2 separate regions of the Homo sapiens genome follow, and region 2 is linked to region 1. Evidence: chromatin loops called from intact Hi-C (ENCODE). Cell type or tissue: heart right ventricle. All regions are shown on one strand. Each heading gives the region's core, and the rest is flanking DNA. Links, peaks and the distances in the headings are about the cores only.

What was found. A loop is a pair of places that touch in the nucleus more often than their neighbours do. Peaks named below come from ENCODE experiments on the same cell type or tissue, not always from the same donor. Only the 100,000 strongest peaks of a DNase experiment are listed, where the experiment ranks them.
Region 2: a loop joins it to region 1, with 2.2 times the contacts of the local background. A loop is called at or near these places in 3 of 110 quality-filtered maps.

The regions. Positions count from the first base shown.
Region 1 is chr1:59,180,569-59,197,170 of GRCh38, reverse strand. No RefSeq gene overlaps it. Among named protein-coding and RNA genes, the nearest start is that of HSD52, 42 kb to the right of the region's middle. In heart right ventricle, for the core only: no CTCF peak of the experiment used is centred there; a DNase peak (open chromatin) is centred at 10,367.
Region 2 is chr1:59,270,358-59,286,959 of GRCh38, reverse strand. No RefSeq gene overlaps it. Among named protein-coding and RNA genes, the nearest start is that of FGGY-DT, 18 kb to the left of the region's middle. RefSeq lists an enhancer at 14,216-14,325. In heart right ventricle, for the core only: no CTCF peak of the experiment used is centred there; no DNase peak of the experiment used is centred there; H3K27ac peaks cover 110 bases.

The DNA of each region.
Region 1 (16,602 bases), core at 8,828-11,327:
TAATAGTTTCACATAGATTATTTCAATTTATCTCTGCAGTAGCCCTCTATGATAGATACTATTATCACTGTTTTGCAGATAAGGAAACTAAAGCTTCATGAGGTGAAATCAATTGCCCAAAGATCTATAATTCTTAAGTGGTGAAGCCAGGATTCATGCCTCTAATATTAAGTCCCTTTCTGGAATCAATGTACTTTCTACCTCATCATACTACCTCTTTATACCAGGATGAATCAGGGATGTCTAGTTTGGTGAAGAGAAGCATCCAGGGAGCAAGTGAAAAGTGTCTTCATGTATTGTAGGGCTATTATGATCATAGGAGTCAACCAGTTTGATGTTCCAACTGCAGAATATAGAACCAGTGGGTGGAAACACAGGGAGACAGATTGTGGCTTGACAGAGAGAATAAGTCAGTAATAGTCTAAATTGCCCAGAACTGTCTTACCTTATGAGGTAGTAAGGTCTCTGTCACTGGGGATGTGAGCACAAGCTGGGTGAGAATCTGTCAAAATGTCATAGAAGAAGGATTGGTACCTTCCCTCTGATGATGCTTTAACTGAGTGGAAGTAAGTACGCAATCATCTCTCTTGGGTGGCTTTTTTTTTTTTTTTTTTTTTTGATGGAGTCTTGCTCTGTCACCCAGGCTGGACTGCACTGGCATGATCTCAGCTCACTGCAACCTCTGCCTTCAGGATTCAAGAGGTTCTCCTGCCTCAGCCTCTCGAGTAGCTGGGCTTACAGGCACCCGCCACCACATTCAGCTAATTTTTGTGTTATTAGTAGAGACAGTTTTGCCATCTTGGCCAGGCTGGTTTCAAACTCCTAACCTTAAGTGATCCTCCTGCCTTGACCTCCCAAAGTGCTGGGATTACAGGCATGAGCCACTGTGCCCAGCCTGACTTTTGATGTTTGTTAAGAAACCGGAGATATTTCACTTGCACGGAAAGAAGACTGAAGTGAGCTCTCTGGTTTAGGGAAGAGATAATCCACCTTACCATGGCCCCAGTGAGCTACATTAGGACCTTCCCTGGTCCTGTTAGCTGGAAGGGATTTTGCTTTCCTCTGCACACCCATATGATGTCATACTGATACCTCTCTTAACACTGAGCCCTGTCCCCACTCTAGGTAAGCTGTTTATAAATGGCTAGATTTCTTCTGCTAGGGAAGCAGCAAGACATGTATACATAGAGGCTAATAGACCCGAGGGATCATCCACAATACTGTTAACCTTTCTGGGTCTCAGTTTCCTTATCTATTTAAAAACTTCCTTATTGAGATTTGAAGCATTCAAGGAGCCTGGAATATGGCGTACCACATCCCCACCCCTCTCCAACCCTCTACAAATCGTAACATGTCTTTGGGGAGGGTGCATTTCTGATTAATCAAGATATCCTTTCTACTGCTCCCCACTAACCTCTAATCCCTGCCTTCCCATCAAAATGTAGATTTTCAGTATGTGGCACATGATTGGCTCTTATATTAGTCAAAAAATGAAAGGGAAAGAAAGAAGTGAAAAAAAGAAAGAGAAAAAGGAAGGAAGAAATGAAGGAAGGAAAGAAGGAAGAGAGGGAGGAAGGGAGAGAAGAAAGAAAGGGAGAAAGCAATTTAACACATGAATGCTCCATCCTACTTGCTACTGACAATCAGATAAGCACTCCATCTGGGTGGACATTTTTCTTGGACACACCATGGTTCGTGTGTGTGTGTGTGTGTGTGTGTGTGTGTATGTGTGCTTATGCACTTGGATGGAATTGTCCACAACATGCTATAGTATGAAGATATCTATGGGAGAAGAGAGTCAACAGGAAAGAATGACTTGAACTAATCTCTCTACAGGCAACTAATTGCAGTTCTGTGGCTATTTGGGGTCATTGTTCACTGTGGGATGAATGTGGCCTCCAGATGAATGTGAAACAAGCCTCATACTTGCTGATCTCCATCTTGAACCACTTTGATAGGAGCAGAATGTTTCAGGTGCAGATTCTAGAAGACTTAAAAGCAGGTCTGTTTTTAAATACACCACATATTGAACTTTCCCCACTATGGGAGGCAGGCCAAGTAGTGGGTTTTGAAGGTTTTAAAGGCTCACTGGCCCTTCAAAAAATGGCTGTTGTGGACATATGGTTTTAGAAGCTTTTAAAAAAGCCTTGTGGGCTTATTTTTAGAACAAACCTTAACCTTGTAAAGTTTCTTAAAGGAGTCACAGAGGACCCAATCACTTGCGCCCCCTCAGAGCACCAGGCAGCTGTTCCCAGAGGCTTCCAAAACAGCCTTTCCTTGTGCTTGATGTGACCCTATCTTAGCTCAGCCTAAGATATGCTACCTCATGAGAGGGTGTGTCTTTGGAGCGGGAAGAGCTGGGCCACAGGTGAGTCAGCCAAGGAGGCAGAGTTTGCTGGCCAGTGAGTGGAGACTAGAGGATCACAGACTAACAGAATTTCAAATACTCTTCTGAAGTAAAGGAACCTCAAAAGTCATCCAGTCAACCCTGATTGGATGCTAAAATCTCCCCTGAAACACACTTGTAAAGAGATGGGACCATTTGTGTTTGCACACCTCCAGCTATGAGAAGAACGCTGTCTAGGCATTCATTCATTCAACACATTTTTAGTTGATTGAATATACATTATGTGCTCAGCAGTATTCAAAATCCTGAGGATATAACAGTGAGTAAAAAATAGATGCAGTCTCAATACAGACTAAAAACTAGTAGGAAAAACAAATGGGTCAAATGATCACACCTATACCTAACTGTAAATGAAAAAAATATTATTAGAACAATCCAAAGATTTATGAAAGCCTCTGACAGGATCTGAAGGATGTGTGAATGTTAACAAGGCAAAAGGAAGTCAAGAGAGGACACAGAGGGCCAAGCAAACATCTCTGCAGAGGCCTTCAGGCAGGGAAAAGCGTGGCATTTTAGGATAAATAAAAGTAGTCCAAGTGTTGATAGAAAGTGAGGAAAGACCTTGTTTGAGACTAAGAGCATGCAAGGGGCAGAGCATGCATGACCTTGTTGGCCATGCTGAGGATTTTGATCTTTAACCTGACACATATTGGAAGCCTCTGACTCCTTCAAAGCGGAGGACAGGTAACTCATTACAGAGCTGCCAGTTCATTCTCATGTTGCGAAGTGTGGTGGTCTTAAATCAAGACCATAATTCTCCTCCTTTTAAAAGGCAAAACCTAGTTTCCCTCCCATGAATGTGGGTCAGACTTAGAGATTTATTTCTAATTAATAAAATGTGGTGGAAGTGATGCTATGTGACTTCTGAGGTTAGGTCATAAAAAGGATAGCTTCCACCTGGCACTGTTTCTCTTCAGTTGCTTGCTCTGGGGGAAGTCAGCCTCCATGCTGTGAGGAAACAAGTAAACTATGGAGAAGCCTACATGGAGAGGAACCAAGGCCTCCTTCCTACAACCAGCACCAAACTGCCAGCCATATCAATTGGAAGCAGATCCTCCAGCCCCAGTCAAGCCTTCAGATGACTGTAGACCTGACTGATATCTCAGCTGTCGCCTCATGACAAACCCCAAGCCAGAACCACCTGGCTAAGCTGCTCTTGAATTTCTGACTCACAGCAGCTGTGAGATAATAAATGTTTATGGTTGTTTTGAATTATTGACATTAGATAACTTGGTAAGCAGCTAAGGTACCTAACAAGGAATCGCAAGGTATGAGGGTAGGAAAGCTGGCACTTTGAGGTTGTAAAGACTTGTATTTGAAATCCAACTCTTCCATTGACTGGTTGTTAGACTGAAGCCATGTTCCTTTACCTCTTAGAGCTCCCATTTTTCATTTATAACATGACATCATGCCCACAGAACCTCCAAGATACAATAGTATATAGTAATTCTCAGTGTCTTTGTCTCCCTCTACTTTATATCAGTGGAGACATGCCATTTTCAAGGCTGAGAATAAAAGAAAAAACAGATTGTATTGACAACAGGTACTGCAGAGTTGGGTGTATTCATTGCCCTAGAAAGAGTCAGCCAGAGAGCTGTTAATCTGAGGTTGCCTGAGGCCATGTTTCATGGTAAGTACTACAGATTTTCAAGCCTATTCCTCACTTGGGTTAATTGGCTTTAAGAGTCCATCTCCTGCTGTGTAAACATAATTGCCTTTTATTTATTTGAAATTTACCTCTTCATAATTTCATGTCTTATTTTCTTCATTTGCAATGCAACAAGGAAATAGCTTTATGATGAGTATTCTTATGAAAGTGATTATTTAATTATCTCTTATTATGGGCCATATATATCATGAAGACATCTTAGTTTATTCTCAAAGCACCATCCCGGAATATCTATTATTTGTGACATTTTACTGATTAGAAAATAGATATAAATGCCAAGAATATTACTTTGCCACTTAGTATTATGTGACCTTGGCTTTTAGGTCCCTTTTACATCTTATTATTTTTACTATTTTTATTTTTTTGAGTTGGAGTCTCGCTATGTTGCCCAGGCTGGAGTGCAGTGGCACAATCTGGGCTCATTGCAACCTCCGCCTCCCAGGTTCAAGCAATTCTCCTGCCTCAGCCTCCTGAGTAGCTGATAATACAAGCATGCGCCACTATGCCCAGTTAATTTTTTTTTACATCCTATTATTAAACCTCCTTTACATTTTAGTTTCCTCAACTGCATAATGGAAGATAAGAATAAAACCTGTGCAAAATGAACTTGATGTGAATATTAAAGAAGTCAACATGAATGAAATACTTAAAACAGTGTCTGGTATATTCTGATAAATTACTGGTTAGTTTCTATCATTATTTTTCTAATCAGCATTTAAAAAGTTTAGAGCAAAATTTCTCTCTTGGCCATTTTGTTCCATCCATGGTATCTCTTTCCTGCAATAATATTCCATTTTACAGCATTTCCCACATCCATTTGATGCTTTCAACAATCCTGTAACTCAGCATCACTATTGTAATTTTTCAGGTGAACAAACTAATGCTCAGAAAGGTGAACGTGAATTGCGCCAAGTTCCTTTGGTTGCAAGCAACAGAAACCAACTAATGCTAGTATAAACTAAATAGAGAAATTCATCATAAGATATAAGTGTGACTTATCAAAATGAAGTTCATGAATGAGTTACAGGGAAGAGCCCTGAAAATGACAACAACTGCAACAAAGAAAGCCATAGGGAACCCAAGCAATGTGGCCTCTCTTCTTTCTCCCCTTTTCTCTACTTAGCTTTAGTTATTTTTCTCTGCAGATTGGCTTTCTCAGCTACTCAGTACATATAGTTGGAGAAATGGCAGGCTCCCAAATTCATATGTTATTATGCCAACCACAGGGTAGATTGAACTTGTACCTCTCTTTTTGGATTCTGCATTGCCACAGATGGAACTCTGGTTTGACTAGCCTGGGTCAAGAGCCTTCCCCTAATCCAATCAATCATTGTCAAGAAGTGGGGTCACAATGTACTAACATTGCTGCTGGGAACTCACTCCTGTAGATTCTTGTAGGAAGGCCATGGGCAAGTGAAAGACACTCCAGAGGAGGCCCAGAATATGAAATGATTTTCCTAAGCCATTTCAAATGTTGGAGTGGCTGAGGCAGGATTCTCTTTCAGATATTCTTTTCCCATGAGATCAGCACTTTTCCCACAAGCCTTCAGTTTCTTCCTTTCAGGAGGTCAGCACCTCCTCAAGTTCCTGCTGGAGGAGATCTGGGTACTCTTCTAACTGTAGCCCTTCTGCAGATGGAGCTAGCCTCACACACAGGCAGTGTGTCCATAGTGATTGGATATTATTCTTTACTCCTCCTCCTGGTAAAAGAATTTTGCATCCTAAACTTGACCCTGTGACTTTCAGTGTTTCTCTGGAGGAGGGATGTACTTCTCCATATTACTGACACCAGACTTGGGTATATGACTTGTTTTAGCCAATGGTACCTAAATGGGAATGATTTAGGCCAAGTACAAGCAGAAACATTAAGAACCATTTGCAAGGTTCAGCCATGTCTTTTTTTTTCTCTTCCACAATAATAGCATGTCCCAAATATGGGCTGTTCCTTCAACCTGGGTCTTGGAATGAAGAAGATATATGGAGTAGAGCCATGAACACACTGTTGCTGCCTCTGACAACAACACAAGAGAGAAATGAACCTTTGAAAAATAACATATCTGAGTTCAATGTTGAGCATGCTGAGTTGAGGTGCATAGGGGATAAATTCAGTAGGATATATTAGTTTGAATTTTAGGAAAGAGAGCTAGATGAGAGTTACATATTGTTGTTCATCTGGCCACAGATGGTACTTGAAGCTTCGAGATTCATTGAAATCCCAGGGAGAATAGCAGCATAAAAGAGGGAGGGAATAAACATTGACTCAACAACATTAAAGTGATGGTAGAGGAAGAGAAGTGTGGGGGAGGTTGGGAAGGACGGGCAGGGGAAATGGAAGCCACATTAGCTATAAAGAAAAGTGAGTTATCTTCAGCTTCAGCACTGGAATTGCTCTTGAGAAAGAAATGCCTTTGTTCTTGTCTTTCAGTAATATCACTTCATGTGAGCTTGAAAACAGCCTTGTGAGGTGTAGTTAGAGGAGAATAGACACATTCGTCTCCAAGGTAGAAGTGAGGAAACTAAGACTCAAAGGAATAAACACCTTGCCCAAGTTTTTTTAAAAATTTAATTTGAAATTGTGGTGAACAAAACCCACATAATATAAAATTTACCATCTTACCCACTTCTAAGTATATGGTTCAGTAGTGTATAATATATTCACATTGTTGTGCAACCAATCTCCAGAACTTCTACATCTTGCAAAATTGAAAATCAGTACCAATTAAACATTAACTCCCCATTCTCCTCACCCCACATCCCTGGGAAACCACCATTCTACTTTCTGTCTCTATGGATTTGTCCACTCCAGGTACCTCATATAAGTGGAATCCTATAATATTTGTCCTTTTGTGTGTGGCTTATTTCACTTAGCGTAGTGTGCTCAAGGTTCATTCATGCTGTAGGATGTGTCAGAATTTCTTTCCTTTTTAAGGCTGAATAATACTCCTTTGTGTATACAGACCTCATTTTGTTTGTTCATTCATTGTCAATGGACACTCCAGCTGCTTCCACCTCTTGGCCCCTGTGAATCATGCCTCAGAGCATGGGTGTGAGGCATTGTCTTTTTGAGGCAAAGAGGACAGAAGGGGGACCCTGAGAGCATGTTGTAAAGACAATAAAAAAGATTTCATTACTGCCCTGTATGAGGAAATGAGGGGAGTTTTGCTCCTGAAGGAGTCAGGGAAAGAAGAATGGAGAGGGGCCAAAAAGGAGAGGTGGTGAGAGATGATCCAGGGAGGTGGGGAAGGGTAGGGATTATCTGGGGTGAAGGGGCCAGTGAAAATTGTCTATTGTTTTGTGGTCAAAGAACAGAGGTATTTTGTGTTCAATATAAAGTGGTTAAAGTGCATATTTTGTTTCACTCTTCCTTCTTAGCACATTTTAGGAAAATCTCCTATACATAAATGCTCTGTATGAGTTGGTTTTTGGTGGTAACTGAAGAAGAGGTTAGTTTTCCATCCAGGTTGACATGGAATAGACAGAGCAAGTGAATGGGGAGGGCAACACAAGCTGTACACTGTCCCATGCAGAGAGGCAGTTGTTTCCAGAGGCAACTACAAGACTGCAAGCCCCCTGGGAGTTCACAGACATTTGGGGGAGGGATCTGGACTTCCATGGAACCCACTTTAGGGCTTTGAACTTCCATGGAACACAGTTGGGAGCTTTGAGTCAATCTTGTCTAGATCGTGCTTCTTAAACTTGAGTGTGCCCAAGCATCGCCTGGGGGTCTTGATCAGGTGCAGATTTTGATTGCGTTAGCTGCTGTGGGGCTTGGGATTCTGCACTCCAAATGATCTCAAGCACATAGGTGATGGTGGTGCTGCTGGTCTGTGGACCACACTTTGGGTTGACCAAACCTACAACCCGAAAGATCTTAAAAGTTTGAGAGAGTCCTGGTGGCAATCATAGCATCCCCCTTCCCCCATCATGCCCCAACATACCATTTCCTGGGAAAATAGGGCTCTCCTACCCTCTCAGAGCAAGGCTGTGACACAGAAGTTCATGAAGAGCCTCTGTTCTCTTGTTAATCATTCCATACCCCAGTCCCTCCTCCATCCCCCACTCCTACAGGGTGGAGGTCACACTGGGGTGCATTGAGTAGCCCATTCTGCATGCTTTGGCCCAGGTTATTAGAACAACAAACAGCAGGGGGGACACCAAAGACTCTTTCTCCATGATTGGCCTCAGGAGTCCTTCTCTCAGAAAGATGGACAGAGGTGAAGAAAAATTAAACACTGGTATTTTTCTTCAGAAAAGTCGCTCTGGGTAGCCAAGCATTAATTGAGTACTTGGTTGTGAGAGGGCTGTGTGGTAAACTCCCTTGTTTTCAACAGATGTTGAAGGAGTCTGAGCCAGAGTTCAGGAAAAATGTTCTCTCTACATATCCACCCCAGCCCCTGAGCTGTGATAAAGTTGGCTAAACTACATTCAGGTCAAGTCAGGCTCTGGTAACCTCACAGAAACATGAGAATTTACTGAATGTGAAGTGGAAACGTGAAGTGGCTGGAGAGCATCCAATGAGAGGAAGAGGAGGGGACCTCACTGAACTGGGCACCTGTCCTGATTCCAGCCCTGTGCTAGGAGCTTCAGGGTCTAAGAACTTCAGGTCCTGTATACATGATGAATGAATCCCCCTGCTGCTTTCCTTTGCTGGGGAGGTAGGGACAGCCCAGCTCACTCAAGATGGTCTCACTGTGGCAAGACCATCTTCACTTATATCTGAAATCTGCCCTTCTAAAATATCCATGCTATAGGCTTCTGTGCTAATGCTGCCCTTCATAGCCACAGTAAGCAGGACAGCATCACATCTCGGCAATACATTTCACAGTTAACAAAGTACATCATGGTCATATCCATTGGCCTATCTCATTTTAGAACTACCTGGGAGAAAACAGGGGGCAAGTATTCTCCAGGGCTTGGATCAGGACATGGAAACCTTAAGATGCTGCTTGGACTCGTGGTAAAGTCACAGGCACTAGAGTCTGACTGCCTAGGTTCAAAGCCCAGCTGCTCATTAGCTGCGTGTCTTTGGACAAGCCCCTCAAGCCCTGTAAGCCTGGGTTTTCTCATCTGTAAAATGGGGTTAATGATATTACATACTGGAGAGGGCTATTGTAATGACTAAACAAAAGTAAAGTGTCTTACCTCTGGGTTATAGAAACTTCTTTCTGCTATTGAGGAGGGAGAGAAGAAAATGATGGAGGTTGAGTGACTTGCTCAATGCCACAAAATGGCGGCATCATATGAAGAACGCAGATATTCTGATGTTAACTCCAAAACACTTTCCATGAAATTCAATATCTTGCATTACTAGGTGTTTCAGAGACTGAAACTCCCCAGTGATCCCATGTTGGCAGGATTTAGCCCCACACTGTACTGCTCACAATAGGTGATTACACTGTGGTATGGTCAGGGAGTAGCGGCCTTCCTTGAGTCCCCTGCAGCATGAAATTGTTTTGTTAACACTTCATGCCTAGGAGTTAGGCTGCCCTTTTCCCTTCAGTGTCTTTTAAAATGCAAACACCCTAGCAGGGTTGGGGGCTAAAGAAGGGAACCCACATTGACTGAAAGCCTGTCATGGTTCAACCATTCCACAGAAGTCAGCTCCCTGCATGCTCACAATATTTGTGCAAAGCACGGTGTTATTCCTGCTTCATATGTGAAGAGAAAAATGAAAGCCCAGAGAGATTAAGTAACTTACCTGAGGTCACACAACTAGCATTGGATGGGATAAGGATTTGAACCACAGAAGTCTGACTCCGGGGTCTACACTCCTAATCACTAGGATGCAGCCCCTAATCGGATGCTACTTCTATCTTATAGGAAGAGGAGAAGATTAGTATTTACAGAGGACTTCTCCTGCATAGCACAGTTTATAGCTGTTTTGCCCTCCCTTGCTCATTCTCTATTCCATATCAACACAGATGTGAAACTTAATCCCTTTTTCATTTCCCACCCCCTCAAAAAAAAAATACTGCATACAGAGCATTTGTGTGTAGGAGATCTTCCCCAAATATGCCTTTACACGTAAATATACATTGTCTCATCTGACCCTTCCACCAACACTACAAGATGAACACCAATTGCCCTTAGTTTTGCAGCTGGTGAAGCTCAGAGAGGTTAAGTAACTTGCTGAGTAACTATCTATTGAGTGGGAACTCAGCTAGCTCATCCTCTAGGCCACACTGCCTCCAAGCTTGCAGGCAGTGTCTAACATACACCCCGGGGGCCTTAGTCAGATTCTTTTAGGATGTCATAACAGGCAGCTGGGGCTGGGCAGGCCCAAAGTTCAGCCCCTCCAGAAAGAATTCTCATTCACCAGGGTGGGGAGGTCACTGGGGAGTAATGAGGGGTGGTGGTGGGGGTATCCAACACAGCGGGTGGAGTAGGTTTGCAGAGAGTTTGGGATGGGAAGGAACGAATGCTACAGGCAGGCTGTCAGTGTCAGGAATTTCAGCTATTTTCCAGAAGATAAGTCTGACCCACTGTGGATCTTGGAATCCAGCTATGTGTGTACCCAAGCAAGCCAGAGATTCAACAGCATATGGTCCACAATAGGCAGGTGTGCCCCACCAAGGGCAGATGATAAGGGCTCACAGATGGAATGAGGCCAAGAAAGAATCAAGCAGGACCCCTCTTGGGGTAACTGCAGAGGTCCGGGGTATCATAGTGGTTAAGAGAGAAGATTTCTGAGGCCACATCACCTGGGTTCCAACCTGAGCTTCTCAGGTTTTAGCTGTGTGTCCTTGGCAAGTAACTTAAGTCCTCCGTGTCTCATGTTCCTCACCTATCTAATGGAAATATTAATAGAATTGAACCCATAAATGCGTTATGGAGATTAAATAAATGAGAAAGAGAAAAGCACTCCCTGACTTCTCACAGGACTATGAACTGACCGAGCACTGAAAGCTAGGCCTCCATGTTGGGTGCTGGCCTGGCACTCATGGCTAGGTTGAGGTGTTCTCCCATGGAACATGAATAATCTCACAAGTGATACAAAATTTTTAAAAAGACTATTTTATAATTTTTTGCCAAGCACAGACAAAAACAGGGTCACTGTGCAAACCACAAAAATACCAAATATCTGCATCTCCCAACTAATATGAGTGATTGCTGCTTCTTTACTAAGGACTTCTTAGGCCTCCTTCTAGTCTTCTCTCCCTCTAGATAAGATTCATTAAAATACTCAATCATAGGATCATCCCCATTTTCTGGCAGCACCCAATACAGAGCAAACCCCCACTTCCGTAAACTCTCTCCATTATCACCTAACTCAAGCTCACAGCATGTAAGTGCTTTCTAATACCCTCTACTGAGGCACCCCATGAATCTCTATGACGTGATTTCTCCCTCATTGCAACACATCAATAAGCTCAATTTTGTTCAACTACAGTTGTGTTCCTGGTGGTTTTTGGCTGGAGGGCATGGACGTAAGTTAATAACTGGAAAGCGTGTAGAACAGTTCCTGGCACAGGAAAAGTACCATGTAAGGGAGGCCATCATAATTGCTGGGTAGGTTACCAAGGCAGACTCAGGTACAGGAGGGAAAGCAACAGGCAGGACAGAGGCCAAGTGGAATAGTGGATTTAAGGCCAGGGGACTTCAATTTACATCCCTTCCTACTACTCATAGCAGTAACTAACATGCTATTAAGCACTTCAGAAGGGCCAGGCAAGATATTGAGTATTTAATGTGGATGATCTCATCTATTTACTGTGTTACCAGAGGCAAGTTGCTTAACCTCTCTGAGCCTTAGTTTCTCCATCTGTAAAAAAATGGGAAAAAGAAAAATACTTACCTCATAGGTTTGTCCTAAGACAACAATGAGAATGTAAGTGTGCTGCAGGCTAGGAAATTATATAAAAATATGACTTCAATGGGCAAAATCTGGGCTACAGGCATAAGGCTGCCTGGTTATGCCAACTTAAATCCAAAGTTGGCAAGGGAGAGAGAGCTAGGCTGATTTAAAGTAAGGTCACTTAAATTCCTGTATCATTTTACATTAGTATTGTTGAGGCTGTTTGACTGTGAACTTTGTTGCTTTGCAACAAGAGGGGAAGGGCATCACTCTCAGGATTCCCTTCATGTAGCCTCACGCTGCCACGGAGCTCCTTGTTTGGGGAGACCAGGAGTGATGCAAGCTTTGTTTCATGTCCCTTACTCACATAAGCAAGAAACTTGTTCAAGAACTGGTTTCTTGGACAAAATGAGAATATAGTTAATTTTTACTCTATATATTTGTGATGAGGATCAAAGAAGAAGGTGGGTATGAGACTGTTGTAAGCTATGATGGGGACGTTATCAGTCCCTCTGAGGCTGCTTCCTGCAGAGCAGTCTCTCACTTGGGAATTCAATTGGCTGTTGAGGACTGAGTTCTTGCCCAAGGTGCTTGTTCGTGTATTGGTGTGAATTAACGCCCGCCCTGTAAAGCCACAAGCATTAGGTAGGGTACAGGGTAAGTGTACCAGGGATCCCTACACTGGACTTACGTGAAATAGAACTTTATTTCTCTCTTACCTAATAGTCCAGAGGAATGTAGTCAGGTGAGTGGGGTGGCTCTGCTCCACAGGGCACCCCATGTGACTTCCAACTTGTTTTTGCACCATTCCTACAGTGTTGGCTTCATCTCTGGTTGAGGCTGGGTTACTGTCTTATTCCATTTCCAGCCTGCAGGGAGAAAAAGAAGCAAGTCCAGCATAAGGGACTTTGTTTTTAAAGAGGGTGACCTGGAGGTTTCAGGCATCACTTACCCTACCTCACATCCCCACACTGCAAGGAAAGATGAAAAATGGAGTCTCCAGTTGGGTGACCATGTGCCCAGCTTCCATTTGGTAGTTTTATTATTCTAAGTTCAGAAGCAGAAATAGCAGAAGCAAGGAGAGCATTACAGGAAGGAATGCTAATCAGTTCACCCACTGGATCACTGAGCCAGAGCTAGTATCTGTACTGAGTAAATATATGGGTGAAAATCAGACAGAGAGTTTATTCAGATGTTTGAATTACACAACGCCAAAAGTCAAATATTTCGAGCCATTCTAGCAAATCTTTACATTTTTTTGTTTCCCTGTAGATCTTGGCACTGGGCCGGCAGAGCCTAGTTTACATAATTTACTATGTGAGCACTCATATACACCCACACACCTATAAGCAGGTATGTACATACATACATAATATATACATATACATACATGCACATATAGATTTAATATGCATAGATCTTAATCATGTACTAAAGGAATGTAAAACATTACTTACTCTCCCTCTTTTTAGCATAATAATGAAATTGTTGAAAAAAATGAAGTCTTAGGAACCAGAGATAGGGGCTCAAGTGTAGCCTATGACATTGGTACATGTTGTAACTCTGGGAAGTTATTCAATTTCTCTTGACTTCAGCTTCCACATTTGTAAAATGAGTATGATATTACCTGTTTGAAAAATTGTTTTGAAATTAAATAAAATGCCATACTTATTTGCCAGACATAATGCTTTAAGTATAGTTGGTACATAATACATATTAACTTATTTTATTATTATTATTATTGGGCAAGTGAGGCCCAAGCAAGTTAATAGTAAACTAGGAATTTTTCATCCCCTACTTCCTTCCTCAATATAAAGCAAGACCCTTTTGAAACATGTGCTGCTCTCAGGTACACTTATTTCTTTTTAAAACTTGGTAAGATTTTTAAAGTAAATTGTTTATTGAAGTATAATATCCATACTGAAAAGTACACAAATCCTAAGTGTATAGTTCACTGATTTTTTTCAAATGAGAATCTGTCTCCAGGCTATTAGCAGTTAAAAAACAAAAAACAAAAAACAGAAGATTCTCAGAGCCTAGAAACCCCTTTCATTATATCCCCTAAGTATAATTGGTATTTTACATTATAGACTAATTTTGCTGTTTTATACTTTATACAAGTAGAATCACAAATAGATATTCTTCATAACTGGCTTTTTTTTCACTCTATGCACTATTTGAGACATTTATCCATATTGTTTTTTGTAGTTATAGCTTGCTTGCTTCTTCTCAATTCTATACAGTGTTTTCATGAATACACTACAATGTATTTATCCATTCTACTGTTGATGGACATCTGGGTTGTTCCTGGGTTTTGGCTATTATCAATAATCCTGTTAACAAACATTCTTGCATGTGTCTTTGGTGAACCCATTTCCACTGGGTACATACCTGCAAGTGGAATTTCTGAGTGTTAGGATTTGTACATGTTTACCTCCTGTGGATACTGCCATGCAGTTTAACCAAGTGGTTGAAGGATCTCCTACTTTTAACTTGTGGGGACATGAGAGGCTTTGATAGTTCCATCTGCTCCCAATCTCTCCCTCACTGGACCTATGCTTCCTGGAATCCAGGAATTTTACTATTTGGACTCAGTAGCATCAGGGTAACCCAATATATTAGTTATTTATTGCTATGCCACAAATCCCCTCCAAACACAGTGGCCTTAAACAAAAATACGTATTTATTATTTCTGTTTCTGTAGCTCAAGAATTTGGGAGTGGCTTGGCTGGTGGTTTAAGCTTGAAGTCTCTAATAAGATTGAATCCGGTGTTGGACTGGGCTATAGTCATCTGAAGGGTTGCCTGAATCTAGAGGATCGACTTCCATGGTGGTTCTCTCATATGACTGGCAAGTTGGTACTGGCTGTTGGCAGGAGGCCTTAATTTTTCTGTGTATTAATCTATCTACAGGGTTGCTTGGGTGTCCTCACAACATGGTGGCTGGCTTCCCCCAGTGGGAGCAATCCTAGATCCCAAGGTGAAAGCAGCAATGTATTTTATGACATTGCCTCGACATCACACACTGTCATTTTCTGAGTATTTTATTGGCCATAAAGTAATCCTTATTCAATATGAGAGGGGACTATAGAAGGGCATAAACTCCAGAAAGTGATGCTCATTAGGATCCCTCTTGGAGGCTGGCTACCACATCATTAAGCCCTTCCTAACACCAAATAAAGATGTTTCTTTGTGATAATTGGAGCTATAAGTGATTAGCACAGGAAACAGGTAAATTGTGATAGACATGGAGAGAGAAAGAAGAGGAAATATAGAGAATAAGTTAAGTCCAGGGAGAAAGACAGGCTTGAATAAAGCATCCAAGAGGCAGCTGAGTATCTGGGCAGGAGTGAATGAAAAAATAAAGTATATGTGTGTGGTGGGGTTGGGGGATGGGGACTGTAAGTAGAGGCCATAAAGTGCTTTCATTTACTTACTAATTAGATTAGGATTTTCACTGATGAAGACTCAAATCTGATATTGTTTGGATAAAAGTATTAACCCAAAGTATTAGCAATTTTTCTCATAGGCCATGTAATTTACCTTCCATCCATTAATTTATCCATCTCGAATTAAGCATGCAGAAAAATGCCAGGAGCTATTCTAGAGGGTGATGGGGGATGCAGAATTGAGCAAATATACAAACCCTGACACGGGGGGTGAGAGAGGGAACTAATATGTATTGAGAATCTGTTGTGTTCTAGGACATTCACATTTATTGTCTTAATTCTCATAACTACTCTAGACGTTGGTATTATGGTTCCCATCATGCAGATGAACAAACTGAGGCTTGAGAGTTTAACTGACCTACTGAGAGTTAGAGCTGAAAAGTAGTGAAGCTGAGTGCACTTGTACAAAGTAGAAAGTGAGTAAGTGCCAGAGAAAAGTACAGATACAGTACAATGGCATTCAGGCAATGGCGTAAGTTCTGTTGCTTGGGGAGGTAAGAGGGAGCTTCATGAGATGGTAGCATTTTAGCTGAGTCTTAGTAGATGAGTAGGAGATGATGGAGAAAGGCCATGTGTCAGGAGTAAAGTGTATCAAAAACAAAAGCATAAAGGGAGAAATGGATAATTTTAAATAAAATTTATAGGAGGCCATTGATTTGGACTGAGCTCCTGTACCAGGTCCAAAAGACCAAACCAAAATGGAATCATTCATGTTAAATTTCCACATCACCAAGCTGAGACAAAATTGTTTATCTGACTTTCTGATAAATCAACAGAGAGAGAAATAATAGCCAAAACCTCAAACAAGCTAGTTTTAGCTGGCCTTTATAAGGCCAGCTTTGACCTTTATAAGGAAAGTAACTTTGAAACAACCAATCTGCTTTTTATTTTCTGTTTCTGCTTTCCTTGGCCCCTTTCTGTTTATAAAACCATCTTCTGCTCGGCTTATGGGAACACTGAAACTACTTTGTAGAATGAGGTGTTGCCCAATTCTGGAAACAAACGAAAGTCAATTAGGATCTCTAAATTTGTTGTAATTTTGTCTTTTGACAATATTAATATGCACAGAGAAACACACATAGATATATACAATGTGCCTGTAATGAAACATGCATAAAGAAAAGAAGTGGCTCATATGGGTGAATAAAATGGGTTCAGGCCACACAAATACTGGACAGATGCCAGACGTAGTAGTTCTTTAAAACAGCAGAGAGTCAGAGAAGGCTAGATCATTATTTTTACAACCATGAACTCCCTTTCGTCTGTTTGGATAACATCTTCTT
Region 2 (16,602 bases), core at 10,817-13,316, 88 kb before region 1:
TTATACCTAAGTATTTTATTTCTTCATAGCTGTTATAAATGAGGTCACTTTCTCAATTTCTTTTTCAGGCAGTTTATTATTGGTGTTTAGAAATGCTATTGATTTTTGTGTGTTGATTGTGTATCCTGCCACTTTACTGAATTCGTTTATCAGTTCTAAGAGTATTTTAGTGAAGTGTTAAGGTTTTTCTGTATATAAGATCATGTCGTCTGCAAACAGGAACAATTTGGCTTTCTCTTTTCTAATTTATATGCCCTTTATCTCTTTATCTTGCCTAATGGCTCTGACTAGTACATCAAGTACTATGGTAAATAACAGTGGTGAAGGTGGGCATCCTTGTCTTGTCACGGTTCTTAGAAAAAAAGATTTCAGCTTTTCCTTATTCAATATAATGTTAGCTGTGTGGTTTTTTTTGTTAGCATAAAGTTTTTTTGTGTGATAAAATATGTCCCTTCTTCACCTATTAATAGTTGAGAATTTTTATCATAAAGAGATGTTGAATTTTACCAAATGCTTTTTTTATCTATTGAGATGTTTATAAGACTTTTGTCCTTCATTCAGCTGATGTGATATATCACATTTATTGATTTGTGTCTGTTGAAAAATCCTTGCATCCCTGAGATAAATTTCACTTGATCATGGTCTGTAATCTTTTTGATGTGCTGTTGGATTTGATTTGCTAGTATTTTGTTGAGAATTTTTACAACTATATTCATCAGGAATATTGGCCTGTAAGTTTTTTGTTATGTCTTTGTCTACTTTTGGAATCCGGTTAATACTGGCTTTTCAGAATGATACCTTTTAAAGAAGGTGTTAGTCCTTTAAAAGTGCGGGGTCAGGTGCAGTGGCTTACACTTGTGATCCCAGTGCTTTGGGAAGCTGAGGCAGCAGGATTGCTTGAAGCCAGGAGCTCAAGACCAGCCTAAGCAACTTAGTGAGATGCTATCTCTACAAAAAAGTTTTAAAAATGTTTAGCTTGGGCATGGTGGCATGCACCTGTTGAGAGGCTAAGGCAAAAGGATTGCTTGAGCCCAGCAGTTTGAGGTTACACTGAGCTATGATTGCACCATCGCGCTCTAGCCTAGGCAATCAGGAAAAAAAAAAAAAAAAAGTTCAGGAGAATTCAGCAGTAAAGCCATCTGGTCCTCGGTTTTTCTTTGTTGGTTGGTAGATGTTTTATTACTGATTCAATCTTGTTACTCATTACTGGTCTGTTTAGGTTTTTTATTTCTTCTTGGTTCACTCTTTGTAGGTTACATGTGTCCCGGAATTTTATCCCCTAGGTTTTCCAATTTGTTGGCATATAGTTGTTCATAACAGTTTCTAATGGTACATTGTATTTCTATGGTATCAGCTATATTCTCTCCCTTTTTATTTGAAATTTTATTATTTGGATCTTTTGTCTTTTGTTCTTAATTTAGCTAATAGTTTGTCAATCTTATTTATCTTTTCAAAAACTGATTTTTCATTTTGTTGGTCTTTTATTTTTTTATTTCTTTTATTTAGTTCTTCTCTGATCTTTATTATTTCTTTTCTTTTACTAATTTTATGTGTGCTTTGTTTTGGCTTTTTTAGTTCCTTGAAGTGCACATTAGGTTGTTTATTTGAAATTTCTACTCTTTCGTTGTAGGAATTTATTGCTGTAAAATTCCCTCTTAATAATGCCTTTGTTGTATCCCATAGACTTCAGTATGTTGTGTTTCTAGTTTCACTGGTTTTAAGACATTTCTTAATTTACTTCTTAATTTCTTCATAGACCTATTAGTGGTTCAGAAGAATATTTTTAATTGTTTTATATTTGTACAGTTTCCAAAGTTTTTCTTATTATTGATGTCCAGTTTTATTTTATTCTAGTTTTATTTCACTGATATTATTTGATTTTTAAAAATTTGTTGAACCAAAAAGAGCCTGAATAACCAGAGCAATCCTAAGGAAAAAGAACAAAGCTGGAGGCATTACATTACCTGACTTTAAGTTATATTACAAGGCAATGGTAACTAAAACAGAATAGTACTGGTATAAAAATAGATACATTGTTCAATGGGATAGAATACAGAACCTAGGAGTAAAGTTACGTATTTACAGCCAACTGATCTTTGACAAAGAATACTGAGACGAGCCTATATTGGGGAAAGGATACCCTTTTCAATAAATGGTGCTGGAGGAATTGGATTGCTATATGCAGAAGAATGAAACTGAACCCCTATCTCTCAACATATACAAAAATCAACTCAAGATGGATTAAATACTTTGATGTAAGACACAAAACTTTAAAAATACTAGAAGAGAACCTAGGGAAAACTCTTCTGGACATTGGTCAAGCAAAGAATTTATGACTATGACTAAGATCTCTTCTCTTTTCCCATCTCTTCTTCTTCTTCTGGAACTCCCAAAGTTTGAATATTTGTTTACTTAATGATATTCCATATGTTATGTAGGTGTTCTTCATTTGTTTTTATTCTTTTGTCTTTTTCTTTTTGTCTGACTGAGTTATTTCAAAAGACCTGTCTTTGGGTTCAGAAATTATTCTTTTTGATCTAATCTATTGTTGAAACTCCCAATTATATTCTTTATTTTATTCATTTAATTATTCAGTTCCAAGATTTCTGTTTGGTTCCTTTTTATGATATTTGTCTCTGTTGAATTTCTCATTTGGGTCATAAATTGTTTTTATTATTGCTTTGTATTATCTATCTGTGTTCTCTTGTATCTCACTGAATTTCCTTAAGATCATTAGTTTCCATTTCTTTTCAGGAATTGCATAGATTTTCCTTTCTTTGGGTCTGCTCCTGGGGAATTACTGTGTTCCTTTGGAAGTATCATGTTTCCTTGTTTTTCTATGTTTCTTATATCCGTACGTTGATATCTATACATCTGATGTAACAGTTGCTTCTTCCAATTTTATGGAGTACCTTTTGTAGGGGATGATTCTTTTCCTGTAGATGTATCTATAGTGTCAGTTGAGTAGGGTACTTTGGCTTTGGATCTGGGTGGGTGCAGTATAGTCTTTGTATGATTTTTACATCTATAATAAATGTCAGTGTTACCTGTGAGCTTCTTAGTGGCTTAGGCTGTGGTTGTTTGTGAAGGCTGTGAAGCATTTTTGCTGGGGACAGGGACACTAGGCAGTCTGGGCTTTGTGTTTCTCAGGGGCACACATGGGTATGTGGTCTCCCTGCCCCTCAAGGGGGCAGGTTCATAGGTGGTGGCATTAGGCCCCAGGTGGGCTGGTCTTTAAGTCCTGGACAGTGCAGTGGGCCCTGGGCAGTCTGGTCTTTGGGTCTCTGGATGGCACATGCAGGCACGCAGCAACCCTGCCACTGTAAAGTGCAGGGCCACTGTCAGTGGAGAGATACCGCTCAGATTCTGGGGAATGTGTACTTCAGGTCTTTATGTCCTGGGGCAATCCCCCTGATGTACTGAACTGCCTTTGCACTGGGATATAGGGTACTGCCTGGAGTCAGGTGCCAAGGTCACATCTGCACTGCTGATTCCAGCTGGTTTCATGATGCTGCATCCTTCTGGGTATCTCTCGGGGGGATGTCAAGGTGTTCCCCAGGGATGTGGAAGTGCTAGAGCTATTGAGCCCCAGGGCAGGATTTAGTGGTGGCTTTGTTCTCAAAATAATGCCATGTTGCAGCAGCCTGGGCCCCAGAGGATGGGGGTGCAGTGTTGATTTCTTCTTTGGGATTGCAGTCATGTGGACTCCAGGCAGCTTCCTATACTAGGCTCATGACCTCTGAGGGCTGGAAGACTCTTCTTAACTCAGAATTGCAGGCATATGTGGTGGAATGTGGACTGCTAGGGATCTCCCACTTACCTCTTCTGGCTATGAGGAGTCTCTCTTGCCTCAGAGTTGCTTCTGTCTAGCTGCTTCACTTCCCTCTCTATGCTGCTATCTCAAGTTTCTATGCCTCGGAGGGTCTTTCTCAGTTCCTTCCTGAATTCCAGTGTTCTCCTTTAGATGTCCTATGTGAAGCCTGGTTATCTATTTTTTGCTTTGGTCCTTTTTTTGTGGGCAACACCACTTCTGGGTGCCTCTATGCAAGCATCTTAATGAAATTCTTTGCACATATCTATGTGATTGCATTTATGTGACGTTTTAATCGAATCTAAACTAATTAAAATTTATAATTTATGTGAAGTCTAATCCAATCTAAACTAATTTATAGTGGAAAAAAAGTCATTTGATAATTGCCTTGAGAGAGTAGAAGAGGTTGGGGGAGCCAAACTGTGAAGGAACATAAGAAAACTTTCTGGAGTATTGAAAATGTTCAAAACATGGATAGGTTTGTGAGTTACATGAACATATCTATTTGTAATTGTTCATTTCATTATATATAAATTTTACATCAAATGCATAATTTACTTGGGGGTAAAGAGTGATGGGATGTATAGAAGAATTAGTAATGGCAGGAAGTTTATAGTTGAAGTTGTATGATGGGAACACAGGTTAATTAAACTATTCTATTTACTTTGCATATGTTTGAGATTTTTTGATAAGTTTTTAAAAAAGATTTTGAAACAAATTAAAATCTAACAATGTGGTGATTTTTATGAGAGTATTAGGAATTAAGTGCTGTGGAACCACAAAACCTGGAGCAATTACTTGCTTGGGGAGATAAAGAATGGGAAAGGCTCTTGAAAAAAAAAAAAAAAAACACATCCCAACAGAGGTGACATTTGATTTGGGATTTAAAGGCCAAGAAAGACTAAAGCAGTTGGAGATGCCCAGAATAGATAGTGAGTGATTAGAGAACATTGTGGAGCTTCTAGATAGAGTGCAAATTATTGCCAATACTTTGTACTCTTCTGGAATAATCCTTTTTTCATGGAAACAGTGAAGCAGAATGAACAGGACAGAGGAACCCAAGTCAGCCTATCCTACTCAGAGTGTCCTTGGATAATTTAAGTTGCAACACTTCTTTGCACTTTAGTTTTCTTATCTGTGAAGTGAGGGGATTCAACAAGGTTATACCTTCAAACATTTGAAAATTTTCTGAAGTCATAAGCTAGTGTGACAAAGCAAGATATAGAATACAAGGCCTGAAAACATCTAATTCCCAGAACTTTTCTACGGCCATATTTCATGTATTCTGTGATACACATTATTGTTATTATTATTATTATTATTTTATTTTTATTTATTTTTGTTTTTTGAGATGGAGTTTCACTCGTTGCCCAGGCTGGAGTGCAATGGTGTGATCTCGGCTCACTGCAACCTCTGCCTCCCAGGTTCAAGCAATTTTCCTGCCTCAGCTTCCTGAGTAGCTGGGATTATAAGCATGTGCCACCATGCCCGACTAATTTTGTATTTTTAGTAGAGATGGCGTTTCACCATGTTGGTCAGGCTGGTCTTGAACTCCTGACCTCAGGTGATCCACCCACCTCAGCCTCCCAAAGTGCTGGGATTACAGGCATGAGCCACCACACCCAGACTAAGATACACATTCTTACTTAACATTTAACATTGAAATCAGGGCATACCTTATAATCGATGATGTCAAATTACCAATGCTATAGCATCACTGCCTGCCTACAAGTACTTGGTTATAATTCTTGGACAGAATGACTAGACAACTAAAGCCATTGATGTTTTAATCAACAAACCACCTATAGACCTTTGGAGAAACAAATGCAAGTTACAGTTACTGTCTGGAAAACTTCCACTGGTATCTTACAGTAAAATCAAAAAAGATAGCATCAGCATCAAATTTTGTGAATTGATATCAGTGGCTTGACAGAACATTCCCAAGACAACAGTGTAGCACTCTTTAAAGAAATTCTGCATTCTTCAATACTTTTGATGGCTCAGTTGACAATATTGTGAGGAGAAACACATCAATAACTGAGTTAAAAAGTGCTTCAGAAGAGGTGAACCATTCAAAATGTGAAGTCTTAGTCTTAATGAATTTTGCTTACATTTTCCTTTTTACATATACAAAGGGGCAATATATGATTAGAGTATATGTCTGAAAAAGTCTAAAAGAGATTTTCATTTTAAAAGTTATGTCTACAGTCTAAAAAATATTTTCTCAGTATTAATAATACAAAATGGAAACTCAAAGTAATACAGTATGTCATAGTTGAACTGACAATGCTTTTTCTTTCTAAGATATATGTAAAATGATAGTTTATCTAGTGGAGTCTTAACTTTCTGAAACCTGATGCCTCCCCCAGTACTTTCTTCCTGTTTCTCTATACTTTTTTTGAGACTATCGATTAATTGTCATTTCTGAGGGCTTTCCATGTATAGAAACTATACCAGAGCTTTATAAACATACTCTTCACCAATCTACTGAAAACTTTATGGGGAGATAACCATTATTATATTATACCCACTTAATGTTGAGGAGATTCAGGTGTCTTACTCAGAGTCACATGCCTTGTGACACATTCCTTTCTGAAATTAGTAGAGAACCACAAAATGAACCTTCCCCGGCCCAGATAAACTTTCTAGAATCCATCAGCTCCTGTGATTTGGGGAGGCACAGCAGAAGGTACAGAGGTTTAAAGCAGTCCCCACATATACCTTAAGAAAGGCTGCCAGCATGCAGTGGCATAACAATCATAAGCTTTGGAATGAGAACCGGGTTTCAATATCAACTCTGCTACTTGCTAGTTGTATAATTTTAAGCAAACTATTTAAGTTCCCTGAGTTTCGGTTTCTTCCTCTGAAAAATGGGACTAATATCTACTTCTAAGAGTTGTGCGAGGGTTCAATAATTCACTCACTCATTCGTGTATTCAACAAGTGTTTACAGAGTGCTCAACTCATATTAGGCACTGTATGTCAGGTAAATGAATACTCTATGAAAGCCCCTAGCAGAGCACCAGGTATATAGCAGGCACTCAGAAGATTTGTTATTTTGTTTTTATTTTTCTGGACCTATTTCCCCTTCATATCAGCCTGTCATTTATATTTTGGTGAGTCCCCTCCACCCGTAGTCTATAGGACTGCTGTAATTACATGCCCAGCCTTTTCCTAGCCTGGAGGTGAGCATGTGAACCAAGCCACGCCATGGATACCCATCTCTGGAATGTGAATCTTCAGCAGAGTGACAAAGCGACTGAAAATGGTAGGAGTTCATGCTTTCTACCGCTGCCAAAACTCTTCCACCTCGGAAGGAAGCTGTCTCTCCAAGCCTGATTCTCCAGTGTTGCTATTGTTTTTGTCTGTTTTGCAATTATGTTATCATTCCAAAAATTCCCTTTTGCATAAGTTAGCCAGAAGCCATTTTTGTCACAGGCAACCAAAGAAATCAGATGCCCAGTTAAAAAGAAAAGTTAACTCCTCTTTCCCAAACATCTATTATATAGCTAGGAGAATAGAAGAAGTACAAAAAAAAAAAAAAAAAAAGGTAATTAATGGTACATAGAATTTAGAAATACTCACTTTGGCAGCATATATACTAAATTCAGAATATTTCATGTCAGATATTCTAAATAAAAATTCCATTGACTTACATTGGTGGGGGGATTACTAGGGAAAGGCATAGTACACATTGCCTCATATAAAACTCACTAGAACCTGTGTAGTAGGTAGCATCATCACCCCTGTTTTTTAGATGAAGACATTAAATCTCAGAGACATTAAGTAACTTGCTTACATGACCAGCTATAGAATTTGTGGGGCCTAGTGCAAAATAAAAATGCAAAGCCTCATGTTAGCAAATTATTAGGAATTTCAAGACAGTGATAGCAGAGCACTAAACCAAATTCAGAATTCCCCTGAGCTTGCTCACCTACCCCCACCCCCAACCACATATGACTGCACAGGTCACAAACTCGCAAAGTTGGGCTTGCTAGCTTAAGTTAGTAAGTGGAAAAGCTGAGACTCAAGCACAGGTCTGTTGGTCTTGGAAGTCCAGGGTCTCAATTAGTAAGTATGCCTGTAATGGGAATGCCCTAAATCAGGCTGAAACTGATAACCATTCCAGCTCATTCAGATTGTCTAGTCATTGCCCTCCATCTCCTACCCATAGAGCAGCTGGGGAATCAGATAAAAGGTTGATGAGGAGGAGGACTTCAGGAACTCACAGGAAAAAGTACTTAATCTGGGCCAGAAGTGACAAGCCTTACTCTTCCCAGCCTTCCTCCTGGTGTTATTTAGGCTACGCCCCTTGAGAGGGTCCTAGACCAATTACAGCAAATTTAGAGGAGCCTGAGCAGGACAGTGAAGGCACTTCATACAAGTGTTTACAGAATTGGGAGTGGTTAGCCAGGAGACCAGAAGAATCATGGCTGTCGTCAAATCTCTTCTTCCCTGGGGAGTTAGAAGCTCTGTGACAGCAGGGATCTATCTTGCTCATCATGATACCCCAACTGTCTGGCATAGTGCCTATGATATAGTTAATGCTCAAGAAATAGTAAATGAAGGAATTAATTAAAGAGCCTGCCGAATGTTAATTGGGAGAGGGATTAGATGTGTTTTGTCCCCCTCTCCCCCCAGGAGGAAATCAGTTTTAAAGTAGTAGGTAAATTTTGATGTTTGAATATAAGAAAGTTCTACAGCCCCAAGATGGAACAGAGCACTGGTAGGTCCTTTTCATAAGAGGGTCTTGAGTGTGGAGATGGTGACAAGAATATTTCCTAAGTGCATTCCTTAGAATACCAGATATGGCAAATAGGTTTCTACTCCCATGGCAGTTCCAAATGATTGATAGTGGCTACCTTTCTTGCAGGAAGAAATTGTGCTGTGATCAATTACTGATGCTCGCTATGAGCACATGAATGCCATTTTAATGTCTTTCTTAAACCTCAGTGTTTGTGACTCTACGAATCTGCACATTTTATCCAACCCAGAAATGATGGGTAAGGTTAACTTCAGTGCTCCAATGTAAGGCAAATTAATTGAAACTGAGCTCATCTCTATGTGTGGCTAGACCAATGCCTAACTTTCTTACTTCAGAGGCATTTTCCTACCCTAATTAGAAAATTATTTGAAACACATTGTTGTTCAATTCTAGTTAAATCCAAATTTATGGAGGTTTTGAGGATTTTTGTGTTTTAGTTTTGAGTTTGGCTACTATAAATATAATATCCAGCCCCACTGGGAAATTCTGGATGTCACATTCACTATGCTTACAGATGTCTGTGCAGATAGAGCTCTGAATAAATCTGTCTAAATAGCAATAAAGAATTACATTACTTCATAGCAATGTTAACCTTTGGAGGCAAAAGCCCAGACACGTTGAGGAATGGAAAATGAGGACAGAGGGGGTACAATTCCATTAGCTCTCTTCAAAAGAAAAGGCCAAAAGGGGATTAAAATCTATAGCACGTTCAAAAAGGGCAGAAAATAAACCAGTCCAACTTTGAAGAGTAAAGATTGAATATTTGCCATTGTTTCCTGTGTCCTCCACAAAAGGGGTTTATTAATTTACACTTAAGGCTGTGCCTAACTCAGTTAATTGAGTTTTAAAAATGAATAATGGACTCATTCTCTTAAAGGAAGAAACAATCACCTACACAATCTTCATTTCTTGTAGCCTGTATTTTATATCTTTATTTTAATCAGAGATTTTTAAACCTGGGTATCCAGGGATGCCATTTTTTTTAATAGAATTCAGAGAGTCACTAAAATTTTATTCAAAATTTTGTGTGTGTGTGTGTGTGTGTGTGTGTGAGAGAGAGAGAGAGAGAGAGAGAGAGAGAGAGAGAGAGAGAGAGAGAGAGAAATGGTCCACAGCTAGCTTTATACTCCTGAAAAAATTAAGAAACCCTAGATCAATTTCCTCATTTTATCTTGATTCAGATATTCACTGAATGCTGAGCTATGTGCTAAATACTATCCTAAATATTTTAACTAAAGATTTCTTCATCTAACCCTTCTGTGAAGTAAGTAATATTGTCTGCCCCTCACCATATTTTCTTCTCCAGGAAACAGAAACTCAGAGTTTAAATAACAGTAATTGCTACCATTTACTGAACACTTCTAATGTACTGATTGTTTTTATATCTCCTTTAATCTTACAACAATTCTATGAAGTAGATGTTATTTCCTTCCCATTTAATCGATGATGAACTAAATAGTCAAAAAAGTTTGGTTACTTATGAGGCTGTTTGTCTAGGTATCTGACACATGGATTTGAGCTCAGATATAATACCAACTCCCGAACTTTAGTCATTACACCATGCTATCTTTTCTTAATAGCCTGCAGCATTTGCTCATGAGTATGCTTCACCTTGAATAGCAGGATATTATTTAATAGGAGCTCCCATAGCATTCACTGCCTAACTGACCCCTCTTATTATCTGAATTAGTCACACTGACTTCCCTTCCTTTCCATCCATACACATTTCAGAAGAGGCAATATATTTCATCAAATAGAAGTAACCTAAAAATATCTTGCAGCTTTCCTTCTCCGGAAGCTTTTCCCAGGCCAGCAAAAGTTGTGTCTACAAGTATTTGCTTGCATGGTTCCTGTGAGGCTCTCTCACAAGCCAGTAATCTGTTCCCTATTTGGACTCAGTTACGTTTGTTGCTGGGATGAAGATGAGTCTTCCAGACAGAGATGAAGAAAGATAACAACTAGAGACGGATAGAGTCAGCAGAGGGGATTCTCCCTTTTCTATATATGTATTTCTTATCTTCCAAGGCTCCACATAAAACCCCCTTCTCAGCCAGGCGCGATGGCTAACGCCTGTAATCCCAGCACTCTGGGAGGCCGAGCGGGCAGATCACAAGGTCAGGATATCGAGACCAACCTGGTTAACACGGTGAAACCCCGTCTCTACTAAAAATACAAAAATTAGCCAGGCATGGTGGCGGGCGCCTGTAGTCCCAGCTACTTGGGAGGCTGAGGCAGGAGAATGGTGTGAACACGGGAGGCGGAGCTTGCAGTGAGCCGAGATCGCGCCACTGTACTCCAGCCTTTGCGGACAGAGCGAGACTCCGTCTCAAAAACAAAAACAAAAAACAAAAAACCCTTCTCCAAGAAACTTCCTCTTGGACATTTGATCTCTTGAGCACTTGCAGTTAGCACCACACTACAATTGAAGAATTGCCAGCAAGAAGAAGAGGTATGAAATATTTAATATAATAATCACTCAGTCACCCAAGTTTTTGTTTATACTCTGTAGAGCGTCGACGCTTCTGAGTGAAGTAGTTCTAATATTTCCTTACAGGAGTTAGAGGGGCCAAGTGTGAACAAAATGATTACAACAACTGTCTTAAAGGCTACAATAGTGGTATTTTTCAAGTAATATAGCAGCATAGAGGAGATAACAACAAAGTCTCCTGGGGGCGTTCAGGAATACTTCACAGAGGAAGTAATATTTAAGTGTGGTTCTCAACAAAGAGTAGGAATTTTCTGAGAGAGAAAAAAAATGGTGATAAAGACATTCCAGAAGGGGGCTGGAATAGAGGCATAAACAGTTATGATGTGTTTGGGAAGAGTAAGACTTTCAGTATGACTAGACTAGACGGAAATTGTGTTGAGAGATGAATCTGAGTTTGGGGTTTCTATTAGTCCATTTTTGTGTTACTATAAAGGAATACCTGAGACTGTGTAATTAATAAAGACGAGAGGTTTAACTGGCTCACAGTTTTGCAGGCTGTACAGGCATGGAAGCAATATCTGCTCAGCTTCTGGTGAGGACCTCAGGGAGCTTTCAATCATGGTGGAAGGTGAAGGAGAGCCAACGAATCACAGAGTGAGAGCAAGAAACGGGGAGGTGCCACACTCTTTTAAAGAACCTCTTTTAAACAACTGTTACAACAGGAACTCACTTATCTCCAAGAAAATTGTGCTAAACCATTCATGAGGGATCTGTCCCCATGACCCACTCACCTCCCAGCAGACCCCACCTCCAACACTGGGAATCACATTTCAACATGAGATTTGGAGGGACAAACATCCAAACCATATCAGGGTGAGACTGTGAAGGACCTATGTGTAGGCTCTGCTCTTGACTTCATTTTGCCTGTACAATATCATTTTCTTTTCAGTTATTTGAATATCTTACTGCATTTTACCTTATTCCATTATATAAACAAGTGGGAAATAGGAGTTAGAAAGACTGATTATGAAGATGAGAAGCAAACAACTATATAAAGAATGCAGTTTTCAAAGACAGAAACCATTAAATATGCCTAAACCAATGATTGTCTTAGCTTTAATTAAAGACTTATGGGACAAAAGACTGTGGATACAGTGTGGAGAAAATGAACTACATTTTAAAAAGTACTTTTCCTTTAAAAAAAAAATTCTAGGAGAAGAAACGCAGAAAGGAAACAACAGTATTTTTAGCATGACTGTTCTGTGTTGTTATTGCACCAGAATTTAATTAATTGCAACTTTTAGTTCATGATATACTCTCATTATGTGCACCTTTTATTTTATTAATAATAACATAAATATTGTATTTGATGAACCTGCCACCAAACATTAAAACTAGAACATTGGCACCTACTTATACTTTCCCACGTGTTCCTTTTCTTCCATCCTCTCTGTCTTCCCATTCAAATTAACCCCTTTTCTAACTCTCCTAACTCCTGTTATGTCTATCTCCTTATTTTAATATACCATTTATACAGACATACTATTACATAGACCATATACATATACTAAGTATATATGCTTGTGTATATATACACAGACACATATATAATATATATACTATTTATTTTTATTTAAATTTTTAAAATTTCAATTGCTTTAGGGGTACAAGTGGTTTTTGGTTACACTGACGGATTGTACAGTGGTGAAGTCTAGGATTTTAATGTATCCATCACCCAAGTAGTGTACATTGCACCCAATAAGTAATTTTTTATACCTCCCCAATCCCCCTGCCTTCTGAGTCTCTAATGTCCATTGTATCACTCTGTCTGCCTTTACGTGCCCATAGCTTAGCTCCCACATATAAGTGAGAACATGAGGCATTTGGTCTTCAATTCCTGAGTTACTTCACTTAGAATAATGGCCTCCAGTTTGTAAAATACATTATTTAGTTCTTTATTATGGCTGGGTAGTATTCCATATATATATATATATATATATATATATATATATATATATATATATATATACCACATTTTTTTAATCCACTCTTCAGTTGATGGGCAGTTAAGTTGATTCCACATCTTTGCAATTGTGAATTATACTGCAATAAACATACATTTACAGGTGACTTTTTGATATATTGACTTCTTTTCTTTTGGGTAGATACCCAGTAGTGGGATCGCTGGATCAAATGGTAGATCTACTTTTAGTTCTTTGAGAAATTTCCATCCTGTTTTTCATAGAGGTTGTACTAATTTACATTCCCATCAGCAATGTATAAGCATTCCCTTTTCATCACAGCCACACCAACATCTAGTGTTTTTTTGTGTGTGTATATACATATATATATATATAATACTTTAAGTTCTAGGGTACATGTGCACAACGTGCAGGTTTGTTACATATGTATACATGTGCCATGTTGGTGTGCTGCACCCATTAACTCGTCATTTACATTAGGTAGGGGGAGGGGGGACAGATGGCATTAGAACATCTAGTGTTTTTTGACTTTTTAATGGTCACTCTGGCTGAGATAAGGCAGTATTTCATTACAGTTTTAATTTGCATTTCCCTGATGATCAGTGATGTTGAGCATTTTTTCATGTTTCTTGGCCATTTGTATATCTTCTTTTGAGAAATGTCCATTCTTGTCCTTTGCCCACTTTTCAATGGGATTATTTGTTTTTTTTGCTGTTTTTTGTTTGTTTGTTTTTCTTGCTAATTTGTTTGAGTTCCTTGTAGACTCTGGATGTTACTCCTTTGTTGGATGCATAATTCAGACATGTATATTTATTATTACATTGTAAAGATTCAGTTACTCTGGCACATAGAGCTGAACTTTATTTCTTTTACTGCTGATTATATTCTCTTATGTGAATATACCAACATGCATTTATTCATTCTGCCACCGATGGGAATTTGGGTTTTTCCTTAATTACCTACCGTATGAAGAAATCTCTGATATTTTTCTGTCACCATTTCAAATTTCCCATCAATTCACTGAAATGAGTTTTATTTTCTTCATTTTTTTGGATGGGGACACTAAACTCAGAGAGAGTATGGCACTTTCCTGATCACAGGGCCACACAGTGGCAGAGCCAATGTTTCAGTTCACTTCTGTGCAAATCCAAAGCCTGCCTTAGCACTTCCTTCCTTCCTGGAGGCTCAATTTTTGACCCAGTCTGCTAAAGCCTCAGGAGACTTCCCCAGCTCATTCTTGTTTTTTTTCTGAGCCCTTTTTATGAGTCATTGCTGGGGTAAAGAGGGGATTTCTGGAGCTACCCCTGTCAGTAGATGTCAAAACAACATGTTCACTCAGGCAATTCCATGGGTAGTAGTCAGTTACACTAAAAATTTTTGGTCTAGCCAGTTGGGCGGGGCTGCATTGACACAGCAAGCTGCTTGAATGAATTTTTTCCTTTTCTACCATTTGTGTTTTCACATAGGTAATAATAGTAATCCTTTACTTGTGAACAGAGCTGTCCCATTTCCAAAGCTCTCTCTGAGTAAGAAAAGTACTATTGGCCCCATTTCGCAGCTCAGGAAACCAGCTTTTAGGGAGATGAAGTGATTCAGCTACTAAGTGGTAGCTTGAAAAAGGGATTTCTAGTCCTGTGCATGCTCTGCTTTTCCATGCAAATATTTCCTGCTTAGATTAAATACATCACTCTGTGATGGAATCTGAAAATCCAATTCTCAGGACATTTCCCAAACACAGTCTTCTTCACTATTAAGAGTCCCATTATTTCCAGTGGAAAGATACCCAGTTGGTTCTCTAACCCCCAAAATATTTGAAAACCACAAATTTTGCTAAATGACAGTCACAATACAAGGAGGAGACGGGTGATGTCATGATGTCATTTGAAGGTGCTAGGATAGACTCCTCCCTTAAAAATCTTTCTCACTGTCTGTCACGGAGATTGAATCTCCACTGCTTCACCACTTATACCTGGGTTGTTTTCAACCTTTAAAAGACCTTTATGAAAAGGTGAGATCTAGTGTAGATCCTATTAAAAATATTAAAAACTTAGACAAATTGTTAGCTGTGTGTTCTTTCAATATTACATTGGAGTGCATTGTGTAATAGCCATACCCAAGGATTATTTAATTCTCTGTGGAAGTGCACTATTGTTTGACTCAGTGTTTTCTGTTGTTTAAGGTCCAGAGTCTGTGAAGAAACATAACTTATAGATTTTTTCCAGCACATGTGCAAATAATTTTATTTGGAAGAAAGTAACTGCAAAGATTAAGATTTTATTTCCCTGTAGGACATTGACAAGTTTTGTGTTTAACCCAGCAATTTTATTCCAACTTTTTTTTTTACTTTTATTTTAAGTTCAGAGATACATGTGCAGGTTTGTTATATATGTAAACTTGAGTCATGGGGGTTTATTATCTGATTATTTCATCACCCAGATATTAAACCCAGTATCCATTAGTTATTTTTCCTGATCCTCTCCCTCCTCCCACCCTTTACCCTCTGATAGGTCCTAGTGTGTGTTGTTCCCCTCTATGTGCCCATGTGTTCTCATCATTTAGAGCCCACTTATAAATGAGAACATGCAATGTTTGGTTTTCTGTACCTGTGTTAGTTTGCTAAGAATAACAGCTTCCAGCTCCACCCATGTTCCTGCAAAGGACATTATCTCCTTTTTTATGGCTGCATAGGATTCCATGGTGTATATGTACTATATTTTCTTTATTCAGTCTACCATTGATGGTCATTTAAGTTGACTCCATGTCTTTGCCATTGTGAATAGTGCTATAGTGAACATATGCATACATGTGTGACAAGTAGGATCTATTAAACTAAAGGGCTTTTGTACAGCAAAGGAAACTATCAACAGAGTGAACAGACAGCCTACTGAATAGGAGAAAATGTTTGCAAACTATGCATCTGACAAAAGTCTAATATCCAGCATCTATAAAAACCTTAAACAAATTTACAAGAAAAAGATCCCAAACAACCCTATTAAAAAGTGGGCAAAGGACATGAACAGACACTTTTCAAAAGAAGACATGCCATACATGTGGCCAACAATCATATGGAAAAAAGCTCAACATCACTTATCATTAGAGAAATACAAATCAAAACCACAATGGGATACCATCTCATACCCATAAAAATGGCTATTATTAAAAAGTCAAAAAATAACATGCTAGCAAGTTTGTGGAGAAAAAGGAACACTTATACACTGTTGGTGGGAGTGTAAATTAGTTCAACCATTGTGGAAGACAGTATGGCAACTCCTCAAAGACCTAAATATAGATACCATTCAACCTAGCAATCCTATTACTTGGTGTATACCCAAAGGAACATGAATTTTTCTATTATAAAGACACATCCAGCATTCCTTCTTCAGTGCATATAAACACCAGTGTCTCACACGTTTTTGTAGATGATCTTTACAAATGTGCTTTTTCATTCATGAATTAGATTGATCTTGGACATGTGTTCACTTTATTTTTCTCTATAATTAAAAAACTATATATATGTTGGCAGTCCTAATTTTTTCATGCCTAAATAAGGGTGTTTCAGTTATAATGTTGCATAATGAATTACCTAAAACTAGAAATGTAAAGCAGTAACCATTTA